2 separate regions of the Mus musculus genome follow, and region 2 is linked to region 1. A link is a loop called in an ENCODE intact Hi-C map of the cell type or tissue named here. Cell type or tissue: left cerebral cortex. All regions are shown on one strand. Links, peaks and the distances in the headings refer to the core of each region. The heading gives the core; the rest is flanking DNA.

The links. Peaks named below come from ENCODE experiments on the same cell type or tissue, not always from the same donor. Only the 100,000 strongest peaks of a DNase experiment are listed, where the experiment ranks them.
Region 2: a loop joins it to region 1, with 3 times the contacts of the local background. A loop is called at or near these places in 24 of 42 quality-filtered maps.

The regions. Positions count from the first base shown.
Region 1 is chr12:111,651,676-111,657,048 of GRCm38, reverse strand. It overlaps Mark3 (MAP/microtubule affinity regulating kinase 3), which reads right to left. Exons shown (of 18, transcript NM_001370744.1): 16 at 5,065-5,091; 17 at 3,615-3,659; 18 at 826-1,779. The coding sequence ends at 1,434. Among named protein-coding and RNA genes, the nearest start is that of Ckb, 18 kb to the left of the region's middle. In left cerebral cortex, for the core only: a CTCF peak has its summit at 3,424 (motif pointing left); DNase peaks (open chromatin) are centred at 2,574, 2,762, 3,435, 3,885 and 2 more places; H3K27ac peaks cover 3,147 bases.
Region 2 is chr12:111,705,970-111,711,342 of GRCm38, reverse strand. Bag5 (BCL2-associated athanogene 5) reads left to right here. Exons shown (of 2, transcript NM_027404.2): 2 at 1-1,855. The coding sequence ends at 1,299. Gm36635 (a long non-coding RNA gene) reads right to left here. Exons shown (of 3, transcript XR_381975.4): 3 at 5,166-5,373. Among named protein-coding and RNA genes, the nearest start is that of Bag5, 4.6 kb to the left of the region's middle. In left cerebral cortex, for the core only: a CTCF peak has its summit at 3,003; DNase peaks (open chromatin) are centred at 218, 3,013 and 3,221; H3K27ac peaks cover 996 bases.

The DNA.
Region 1 (5,373 bases), core at 216-5,215:
TTTCCCACTGCGTTCCACTCCAAGTCCTCGCCCCAACTGTCCTGGAACCCTCACTTTTAAATACATGTAAATGTGGTGTGTGTGTGTGACTGCCCATGAAAGCTGTTAAGTGCTGGATCTCCTGGACCTAGAGTTACAGGTGTTTGTGAGCCACCATATGTGGATGCTGCAGTTAAACCCCGGCCCTTGGCACACGTAGCATATGCCCCTAACCACTCAGCAATCTCTCCAGCTACTAAGTTTTGACTTCTTGTTGTTGACTGACTGCTGGAATGTAAGTTTCGAGGTCTCTGGTCTACGTTTTTATTCATCCACGGTGTCTTGTACGAGTGTGTTTTGAGCACGGCAGACAAGACAACAAACAGCTGTGACTTAAGTGCTAGTCCAGACTTCATGCCCTAGGTAACAACCATCTAAAACAGCAGTCTCAATGTGACAATTTCTTCGTGACATTAAATTGTTAAACTGAGTGTCAAGTTCATTACCCTTGCCCCTATATCTGAGCATGTAGGTGTTGGGGAGAAGCTGTAGGTCGGGTTCTTTGTGAATCACAGGGAGGGCGAGGATTATCAGGCACCATGTAGAAAAAAACCACCTCAGTGAGGCCAGAGCCCCGAGGACTGAGCAGCCACCCCCACCCTCAGGCACCAGGAGGGCTGGGAGACAGTGTGCTTGAGATCTAAGTGCTGGGCTCTGTACAGAGCCCGCAGTGCTCCAAGCTTCACACACATCCTCTGCCACTACTCAGCCCAACGGGAGGCAGCAGCATGCTTCGGGTCTGTCTTAGGCTGAGGCCTCAATAGAGCAGTAGGAGACAGTGCAAGGTTTTACTGAGAAAAAGTGAATTTTTAATTATCTTGTGAATCTACTTAGAAAAACACACACAAGCAATGTTCACAACTATAAATTTAAACCTTTTGCACTTAAAAAAAAAGCAAAAAAAAAAATCACGAAACAAACACAAAACCACAGGCATGAACTGTAAACCTGTATTAATTATCAACTAGCCTTAAGGTTAATTCTTAGCAGTAATTCAGTTATTTTCCTTCTTGGCAACTGTAATGTTTTAGCACCAAATGATCTCCCACAGAGGGACTAGTAAAGCTGGCTGCCGTGTGAGGAGCCGCTTCCAAAACAGTGCTCCCCACACATCATCCACTCACACCACACAAGGAGCCGCGTGCAGATGGTGTTACACTCTGACTCCCAGGGCAATGGAAACAAGACAGAGGCACGGGGTCACAGACTTTAATGTAGTGCATTCGTAGAGAAGGCCAGCCTTCGCTCCCAGGCGCGCTCGCTTTCATCCTCAGACTTTAATGTCATGATTTAGAAGATGCAGACGTTATTGCCTAAATATTACTCTATACATTTCCATCAGTGCTCTGGAAAACACCTTAAATTGCTACTTAATTTACACCATAATTACTGGGTTACAGCTTTAGCTCATTGGCAATTTTGGAAGCAATATTTTTGAAAGCTATGGATGTCCCTGATATCCGCTTAAACCGGACTCCATTCAGAGACAGTCTTGGCAGCTTACAGACTTCCATTTCCCACTGTACCAGGTTCTCTGCGTGCCCGTCGCCATGGACACAGAAGAGCAGGAAGCGCTCCCTCTGCTCGTAGTCGCAGTTATTGGCGTCCAGCACCTTGCGGATCTCCCGCATCATGTCACTGGGGTCCATGGAGCTCGTGGTCTTCATGCTCCAGGTGAAGCGCAGGGAGCGGGGCTTGGCCTCTCTGTTCTCATCCTTCTGCTCTGAAGACACATTGCGACTGAAATGCACAGGGCAGTGTATGAGTTTTCATTTACTGGAAAAAGAACCTTATTATTATTTTTTTTTAACCTTAGCTAGTTATCAATTCCTTCAGCTCAAGTGACAACTGATCCCATGCACAGCCCATTTACCAGAGGCATACACCTGTATCTCCAACCCCTAAACATAAAGAATGCACACAAAATTCTACCTGGCTGCAAAACGTCCAGGAGCCATCTGTACTGGAAACCTTTGAAATCAGGCTTAAGAGAGCCCCACTGTCCTTAGGGTGGGCGCAGACCAGCACTCTTCTGCTCTAACACACACAGCCCCTCTATTACTAATAGCATGCTTGCCACGAGTGCCACAGAGACCAGTGCTCAAAGGCTGACTCGGTGCCCCCAGCTTGGGGCTCCTGTCTCTCGGTCAGATGCTGAGTGCACAGGTAGGCCATCCGTCCTGTCACCAGCATCTACCTCACCGTCTCTAACTCCTACTGCTTCTCTCCTTGTTACAGATCTAATTTCATCACTGGAAATACCAAGGTCATGTTTCCCGGCTATCAGTTGCTCAGAAGGCTGAGAAGGAAGGATCGCAGGAGCCACGAGCTTGAGGGACCTGAACGACAGTGAGGCCCATCTCAAAATGGGCAAACGGAGCACCACAGACACCCACAACTTAGATGATCTCATTTTAATGAAACAGGGAAAAATGAAATGCTACCGCTCGCTTGTCTGTGGAGAACTGAAATGACTGGTTTGCACAAGGTGAGGGCTCAGAGCGCAGTTCAATTGCTACCTTAGATACTTCACAGCTTACAAAGGCAAGCACAAGCCTGGCAACATTCTTGGGATCCAGAAACCTTATGTGAGGAGGCAGACGCAGCACAAAAAAAAGATATTCATGGTAACGAGAAACAGGTTTGGGTTGTTGCTTGCTTCGCTTCCTCCCTTCCTTCCTTCGACAGCAGGGTCTCATGGAGCTCACTCTTGGCCTTGAACCACTGGCCTCCTGCTGTACTTGCCAAGTGTATGTGCCACCATGACTGGCGAGTTTTTGTTCTGAACAGAGATGATGCCACAAATGCAGAGGTAGGAAAGTGCAGATTGCACTTAGGACCCAGCAGACTGTATCGGAGTGACACCCAAAAGCGCTGGCCTAGCTTACAGAGCACTTGCACAGCAAGCCTTGCTTGCTCTATCTAGGAGGCAGGTTCCAGTACTGCCTTCCTACTGTGGATGGGACAATACATAGCTGGAAAGGCAGAGCTTGCTCTGCGCCCACAGGGACAGGCCTTGGGGGAGACTACCTGCTCACCTCAACTCTACCTTAAAGGGAAACCTACACAGTGCTCAGGGCCTCACAGAGACAAGCAGTAGGTGTCAAGGAAGATTTTCACTGGAACCATAGTGTCTCACCACAGCCTGTACTGGGAAGAATAGTAGGAGGCCTACCATACAGACATGGAATCCCTGAGCCTATCTGTGATTCCAGATGCACACAATGAGAGCTACACAAAACCAAAAAGCAGGCAAACAACCCCTATAATCATCATTTAAAAAGAAACGCCATCTCAGCCCTCCTGACCTTACTCAAGGCATCAAGAGACAAATGGGAACTGAGGGTGCTTAGGAAGGCGCTCCTGGCACACTGCTGCCCTCTTATGGCTGCTGGGGCAAAAAGCAGTCTCCTAGGTCCAGCAAGCAGAGCCAGCAGCCTCAAGATCATTCCAGAACCAGAACCTCAACACAGTACCAGGCCCACTATACTTGAATGAGTAAGCATCGGTCATCCCTGACATGACAATGAGGTAGGTAAGTACTTAAAATATTTGAAGTAAAAGTCTTCCCTCACCTTGAGCCCTCATATCTCCCGTTCCTCTCATATTCAGTTGGAAGTCTCAATGGACAGAACGTAGAAGCAAAGGAAAGTGGAAAGAGAAAAGAAATCTTACAAACTGGTATACAACCACTGTACATCAACAAAAACATTACACAGTGAATAAGTCTAGGCATTTTTCAGTTTCTGCTGAACTAATTTAACAACCTCCTCCTTCTCCTCCTTCTCCTCCTCCTCCTCCTCCTCCTCCTCCGTGTGACTCAGTTGGTGCTATGTTCTTAGTGAGGACAGAGCTGTGCAGAGGCAGGCTGCACATTCAGGAGAGTTGTCTTCCAGCTCCTCACACTCACGGCTTTGGACTAGAGCTGTTCTATGTTCTAGTACCGCTCTACAGAGCACAGTTCCCATTTAAAAAGAAATGGAGTTATCAGTAGACCTCCATATTCAAATATAACAGATTTGTGAAATGAAAAATTAGCTATTTGGGAAGATCACTGAAAACTCATCATGGCACTTGCATCAAAACCAACACTCTGCAGTTCAACATAGAGAGCATGTTTCATAAACAGAAAAATGCAGCCACAGGCAGACAGGAACTGTACCTTTTTCCTCTCTCTGCCTCCCTCTCTCTCTAACGGGGGTCTCTTTTATTAGCCTTGGCTAGTCTAGAACTCAGTAGAGCTCCATATGTAGACTAGGATGGTGTTGTCTGCCTCCCAGGTGACAGGTGACGAGTGTGAGCTATCACACGGGGCGAGGCTGTAACCTTAATAGCAGAGCTTCTGCTTTATACGTGCACATTCCAAGAACATCGATATTTTTGGTCTCTTATTGTCAAAACCAAAGATATTACCCCAACTGGAGCCAAGTTACTACCATGCTCTAGTCAAGCAATGACACATGCTTCCCTTATTGAGAAGTGGCTTAAAGGAACGAACGCTGTACTGGACATTATGCCGGGAAGTTACGGGCTCTTGAGTGTCTACATGTCCATCTCCAACATCGGAGGTGGCCTTTGCCAACTCGATCCTCAGTAAATAATGGTAATGTCACACAATTGTCACTTACCTTCTGCATGCTTGCGGCTAAATCATTAATTGTACACTGATTACTGAACATATCATCTTTACACAGGGGCATGCTCAGTGTTATTAGTACCAAGACAGATTATCTGGATGCTAAGTCATTCTACTGAAGAAAGAGAGTGCACAGGGCATGCACAGGCCTTTGTTGAGTGGGTGCTGCAGTGCCTTTAAAATGCTCATAGAGTTAATCCAGTTCTTTCCAGTTTCCTTTTAAGGAAATGAGGATTTAGTTCTTAGCAGAAAGTTTAGTTTTAACGCAAAGAACAACAAAAATAAACAACAACAAAAAACAGGACCAAAAGCCAGACCTGATGTTAATTGCAGGAGCTGTTGGGGGCGGGGTGAGGACTGGGGAGTAAGTGTACATATAGAAGTCCTACCTTTTGATAAACCTGAATGACATGTTTCTAAAAAGAAATTAAGCCAAAAAAAAATTAACAGAAAAGACTTTTACAAATTAAACAGAAAATCTAATTATAGAAAGAATAGAAAAAACAAACAAAAACAAACATCAGGGCTCCTCTTCTGGTCAATATTAATAAAAGCAGCATTTGTTGAAAAGTAAAATTATTGTAAACATTTGAGTGTGGTTCTTAATTTGAAACATAAAAACTTGTTTAGCCATAGTAACTAAATTCATTACAAAAATCTTTTAAAACAAAACTCAGTCTTTAAAAACTATCATGAAC
Region 2 (5,373 bases), core at 167-5,166, 54 kb before region 1:
ATCCAGCGGGAAGTAAAGGCTATAGAGCCGCAAGTGGTCGGCTTCAGCGGCCTGTCGGATGACAAGAACTACAAGAGGCTGGAGAGGATTCTGACCAAACAACTTTTTGAAATTGACTCTGTGGATACGGAAGGAAAAGGAGATATCCAGCAAGCTAGGAAGCGGGCGGCACAGGAGACAGAACGTCTCCTCAAGGAGTTGGAGCAGAATGCCAACCACCCACACCGCATCGAAATCCAGAATATCTTTAAGGAGGCTCAGGCCCTTGTGAAAGACAAGATTGTGCCCTTTTACAGCGGAGGCAACTGTGTGACTGACGAGTTTGAGGAAGGCATCCAGGACATCATTCTGAGGCTGACGCACGTGAAGACCGGAGGGAAGGTCTCCTTGCGGAAAGCCAGGTACCGCACGCTCACCAAGATCTGCGCGGTACAGGAGGTTATTGAGGACTGTATGAAGAAGCAGCCGTCCCTGCCACTGTCTGAGGATGTGCATCCTTCAGTGGCCAAAATCAACTCTGTCATGTGCGAGGTGAACAAGGCCAGAGGGACGCTGATCGCACTTCTGATGGGCGTGGACAGTTCCGAGACTTGCAGGCACTTATCCTGCGTGCTGTCAGGACTGATTGCTGACTTAGATGCTCTAGATGTGTGTGGGCGTACAGAGATCAGAAATTATCGGAGGGAGGTGGTGGAAGATATCAACAAATTACTGAAATACCTAGACTTAGAAGAGGAAGCTGACAGTACACATGCATTTGACCTGGGACAGAACCATTCCATTATAAAAATAGAAAATGTTCTCAAGAGGATGAGAGAGATAAAAAATGAACTTCTCCAGGCGCAGAGCCCTCCTGAGTTGTACCTGAGGGCCAAGACAGAGCTGCAGGGCTTGATCGGACAGCTGGATGAAGTGAGTCTGGAGAAAAACCCCTGCATCCGGGAGGCCAGGAGGAGGGCGGTGATTGAGGTGCAGATCCTGATCACGTACCTGGACCTGAAGGAAGCCCTCGAGAAGAGGAAGCTGTTCCCATGTGAGGAGCACCCCCCACACAAGGCCGTGTGGGAGATCCTTGGGAACCTGTCTGAGATCCTGGGCGAAGTCCTTTCATTTGGTGGAAACCGAACTGATAAGAACTACATCCGTCTGGAGGAGCTACTGACCAAACAGTTGCTGGCTCTGGATGCCGTTGACCCACAGGGAGAAGAGAAGTGTAAGGCTGCCAGGAAACAGGCTGTGAAACTGGCCCAGAACATCCTCAGCTACCTGGACATGAAGTCGGACGAGTGGGAGTATTGATGGGCCAGGAGCTGATCTCGCTGGTTCGCACCTCATCTCCTTTAGAGAGCTCTCAGCTCATGGAGCCTAAATGTAATTTCTATGTGCATAGTCAATCTCAGTATTTATGATTTAATCAAATTATATTCAGTATTTCTGCTGCTTTTGATGTTGCAAACGAATATCATTATAGCACATTACCTTTTCCATCTGGCTCATTATCCTTACAATGTGTGGTTTGTGTTTATTTTGTGTGTTTTTAATGGGAACACGAAAAAGGCAGCATTCCTAAGTTTTAAATGGGTTGTGCAAGCATTAGATGCAGAATTTGAGAGTCTAGAAACAGATTAGACTTTTCTAACTCTAGCCTAATTTTTAACTCTAGCCTAATTAAGAGGAGGAGGAGGGAATTCCAGGGTTGAATAAAATCCAAGCATAGAAAGAGACGCTTTATTATGCTAAACAGTGCTGGGACTTTTTAAAGTTACAAGGCCTAATGGGTCCTGCCCAGTTTTAATGGGGTGGGGTTTTTGTTTGGATGGTCTGTTTTATCATAAACATTTTTGCTTGAAAAAAATCTGTCCCCCTGTGCTGTTCATTTTAGAGGGGGGATCTTGTGTCCAACACACAAAATTGATGAAGCCTAACAACCCAGGATTTGTAACCATACTGAGGAAGGGATGAAACATCACGTGATGCCTTCAAGCTACTTTTGCTGTGTGATCCCAACTTAAAATTCTCCTTATTAGTTAATAAGGATAGGGAACATTTAAATGATGTGAGTAGACCTTTAGAGAGAGAGAAAAAAAAAAGAATGTCACTCTCTACCTGTAACTGCAAGATGAAAGTCGTACCTGATGTCAGGTCACTCCAGAGCTATCAGGAGCAACTACCTGTAGCATAAATGAGATGGATTCCTGTCAGTCACAGCTGTGAAATGGACAAGCCTGTTAAACATAACGTTTTTTTACACCATGATGCGAAACACTATTGTAAATCCAGAGGGACTGGTCTCTGCAGCCATCAGACAATAACTGCAGCTGGTACCCTAATAGCACCTGCAGCTCATACTGACACTAGGACTCCTGCCTGACAATTCATTAGACCCTGTCAGTTATACAAAGGGTTTTATCCTTCCATGTGTTTCCGTGAATATTTTCTAAGTAGCCAACACTTCACGATTGTCTATTAATAAAAACAAACTTCCCAAAATTCTGCAGCGCTTTGATAACACAGGCCCCAACATAACTACCGACCTCATTCCATGTTCCCGTTTCATTACACGGCCCTATGAGAGCTGACCTTTTCAACCCTGATGAGCTGTGGTTTAATTTGGAAAAGTTTTGTAAGGAAATTCTCTTTAAACAACTACACCCAGCCGGGCAGTGGTGGCGCACGCCTTTAATCCCAGCACTTGGGAGGCAGAGACAGGCGGATTTCTGAGTTCCAGGCCAGCCTGGTCTACAAAGTGAGTTCCAGGACAGCCAAGACTATACAGAGAAACCCTGTCTCGAAAAACCAAAAATAAATAAATAAAAAATAAACAACTACACCCGTATGACAGGCCTTCTGCACCTGAAGTGATAGGCACACAGCCCTAAGCTCATTTGCACCATCATCAAAGCCCCTTACAGCTTTCCTCCAGGAAATGCTGTAGGACGCTGGGTCCTGTGGGCTTGGCAGTGAGCCACTGCAGTCCCTGCAATTCTCAATGTGGCCAGAGCTATTTGCAGCTCTTCTGTGTCCTGGCTTTAGAATGCTCAACTCTGACTAAAGGTCCTTAAATTGAGCTCTGGGGAACCACAGTACATGAGAGTCACTTTCATGTAGCTTTCACCCGGTCACTAATTCTTTAGCTTCATTTTGAGAGTCAGCCTCTCAAAGTATCCATTGTCCTGTTGAAGCAGATTTTTGTCTCTTTAAAGTGGTATTTCTGTAACCAGCCAAGACATCCTACGATGCTGGGCTTGGAGCCGTGCTTAGCACAGAAGGCTTTTTCTAGGCCAGTAGGGTTTTTGCATCTCCGCCTGTATCCTCTGGGTCCTGGAGGTGGTCACATGACCCTGGGTGGCTGTTGGGGTAGGCTTTGTCTCCATTACAGCTCCTGGGACCCAATTGTTTCATAAATAAGAAGAGCAAAGTTGAGACTGAAGTCACTTGTCCCTCTTGGGAATCATGTGTGTCACTGGGCTGCTTCGTGGGGTCGTCACTGTAATGGTTTCATGATGGTGAAGAAATTGCTGCAAGAAAACTTGCCCAGAGAAGTGTGGCCTTTGCCAGCATTAGACCACATCATTCCTGCTTCTAAACAGAGGTGTTTGCTGTCTTCAGAATCCAGATATATTTGCCTTCAGTTCATTCTTTGGCCACCTAGAGAGAAGTCTTATGACCAAGTCCCTGTTAAATGGACATTTAGTTGTTGAATGCTGTATTTTGGTAAAAATAACCTACCTGCTGGGCAGTGGTGGTGCACGCCTTTAATCCCAGCACTCGGGAGGCAGAGGCAGGCAGATTTCTGAGTTCGAGGCCAGCCTGGTCTACAAAGTGAGTTCCAGGACAGCCAGGGCTACACAGAAAAACCCTGCCTCGAAAAAAACCAAAAATAAATAAATAAATAACCTACCTATTCGCTGTCATGAAGTGCAACCAGTTTTCCTCATTTTAAATTTCTTTTTCCTGTTTTCAGTTTGAGGTTGGCTTTGAACTCCTGAGCTTGCTTCCTCCACCCCGTCAGTGCGGGGATCACAGAGGTGCACTGTCATGCCTGGCTTCTTGATGCTTTAATGCAAGCCCCCAGGTTGTTTGGTTTTTTTGGGTTTTTTTTTTTTTTTTTTTTGGTCTGTTTTGTTTTTGTCTCAGCTAATCCTATACACGTAGATTGTTTTGGGTTGGTTCGGTTTGGTGTTTTAAGGTAGGATTTCACTCTGGCCCTGGCTGGTTTCTCATGTTCTGTGTTCCTTCCGCCTCCACCGTAAGAATACTAAGATTACCAATGTGTGTCCAGAGGGCTGACCACAAAGGCCTTGTTGCTTTGAACTTGGGTATTTTCCCTTAAGGACAGAAACACCTGCCCACGATTTTGATGTGTAATCCAGAAGTGTTTCCCAAATACTGGTTCCCACCTTACGACTAGTAACCATGTGACTATCAGGGTCTCTAAAACAAGTCAGTATTCTCTTAACATAGGCACAGTAGCATACCTCTAAGTTTTGTTTTGTTTCTAAATCAAACTCGTAGCTCAGCTTAGTATGGAGAAAGATGAGCCCAAGTTCCCTGCTGACTTTAGGGAGGGGCCCTTTATGCCCTTGTGGGCTTAGGGTTGACGGTGACTACATGGAAGTACTGTCCTCAGAGTGCTTATGATGGCCTCAGCATACTCGTCTCCTTTGCCGCACAGGAGGTGACCTTGTATAAATGAGAAACGGCTGCAGGATCTTTCCTAGAAAGATCATCTTCCTGCGGAACATCACCCTTGAGAAGACTCCGTTACACTGCTACTGAGAAGCCTGTCTGTGCCCCACCCCCAAACACATGCACTCCCCACACACACTGCGGAAGGGCCTCTGGCCTGTCAGAAGTCTGACACACAGTAGGGCGATGTTTTTCTTCTGACCGTTTCCCATTGGGACTTTTGTCACTTGACCTGCACGGAGCCTTTCTTCTGCCCAAGCAGAGGCAGAGGCAACCTGGACTGTCATGAGCGGGGGGTGGGGGGTGTTTGGTTTGTTTTTGAAGATATGAGTTGTACAGATTAAAAAGAGTACTATAGGGGCTAGAGAGGTGGCTCGGCAGTTAAAAGCACTGACTGCTCTCCCAAAGGTCCTGAGTTCAAGTCGCAGCAACCACACGGTGGCTCACAACCATCCATAATGAGATCTGATACCCTCTTCTGGGATGTCTGAAGACAGCAACAGTGTACTTACATGTGGTAAGTACATAAATCTTTGGGCCAGAGAGAGCTGGGCTAGAGCAAGGTGGGCTGGATGGAGAGGAAGGGGTGTCTAGGGCTACAGTGTACTTACATGTAGTGGATAAATAAATCTTAGAGAAGAAAAAACCCTAAGGCTAAGGTTAAACACTACCCATCACCCTGCA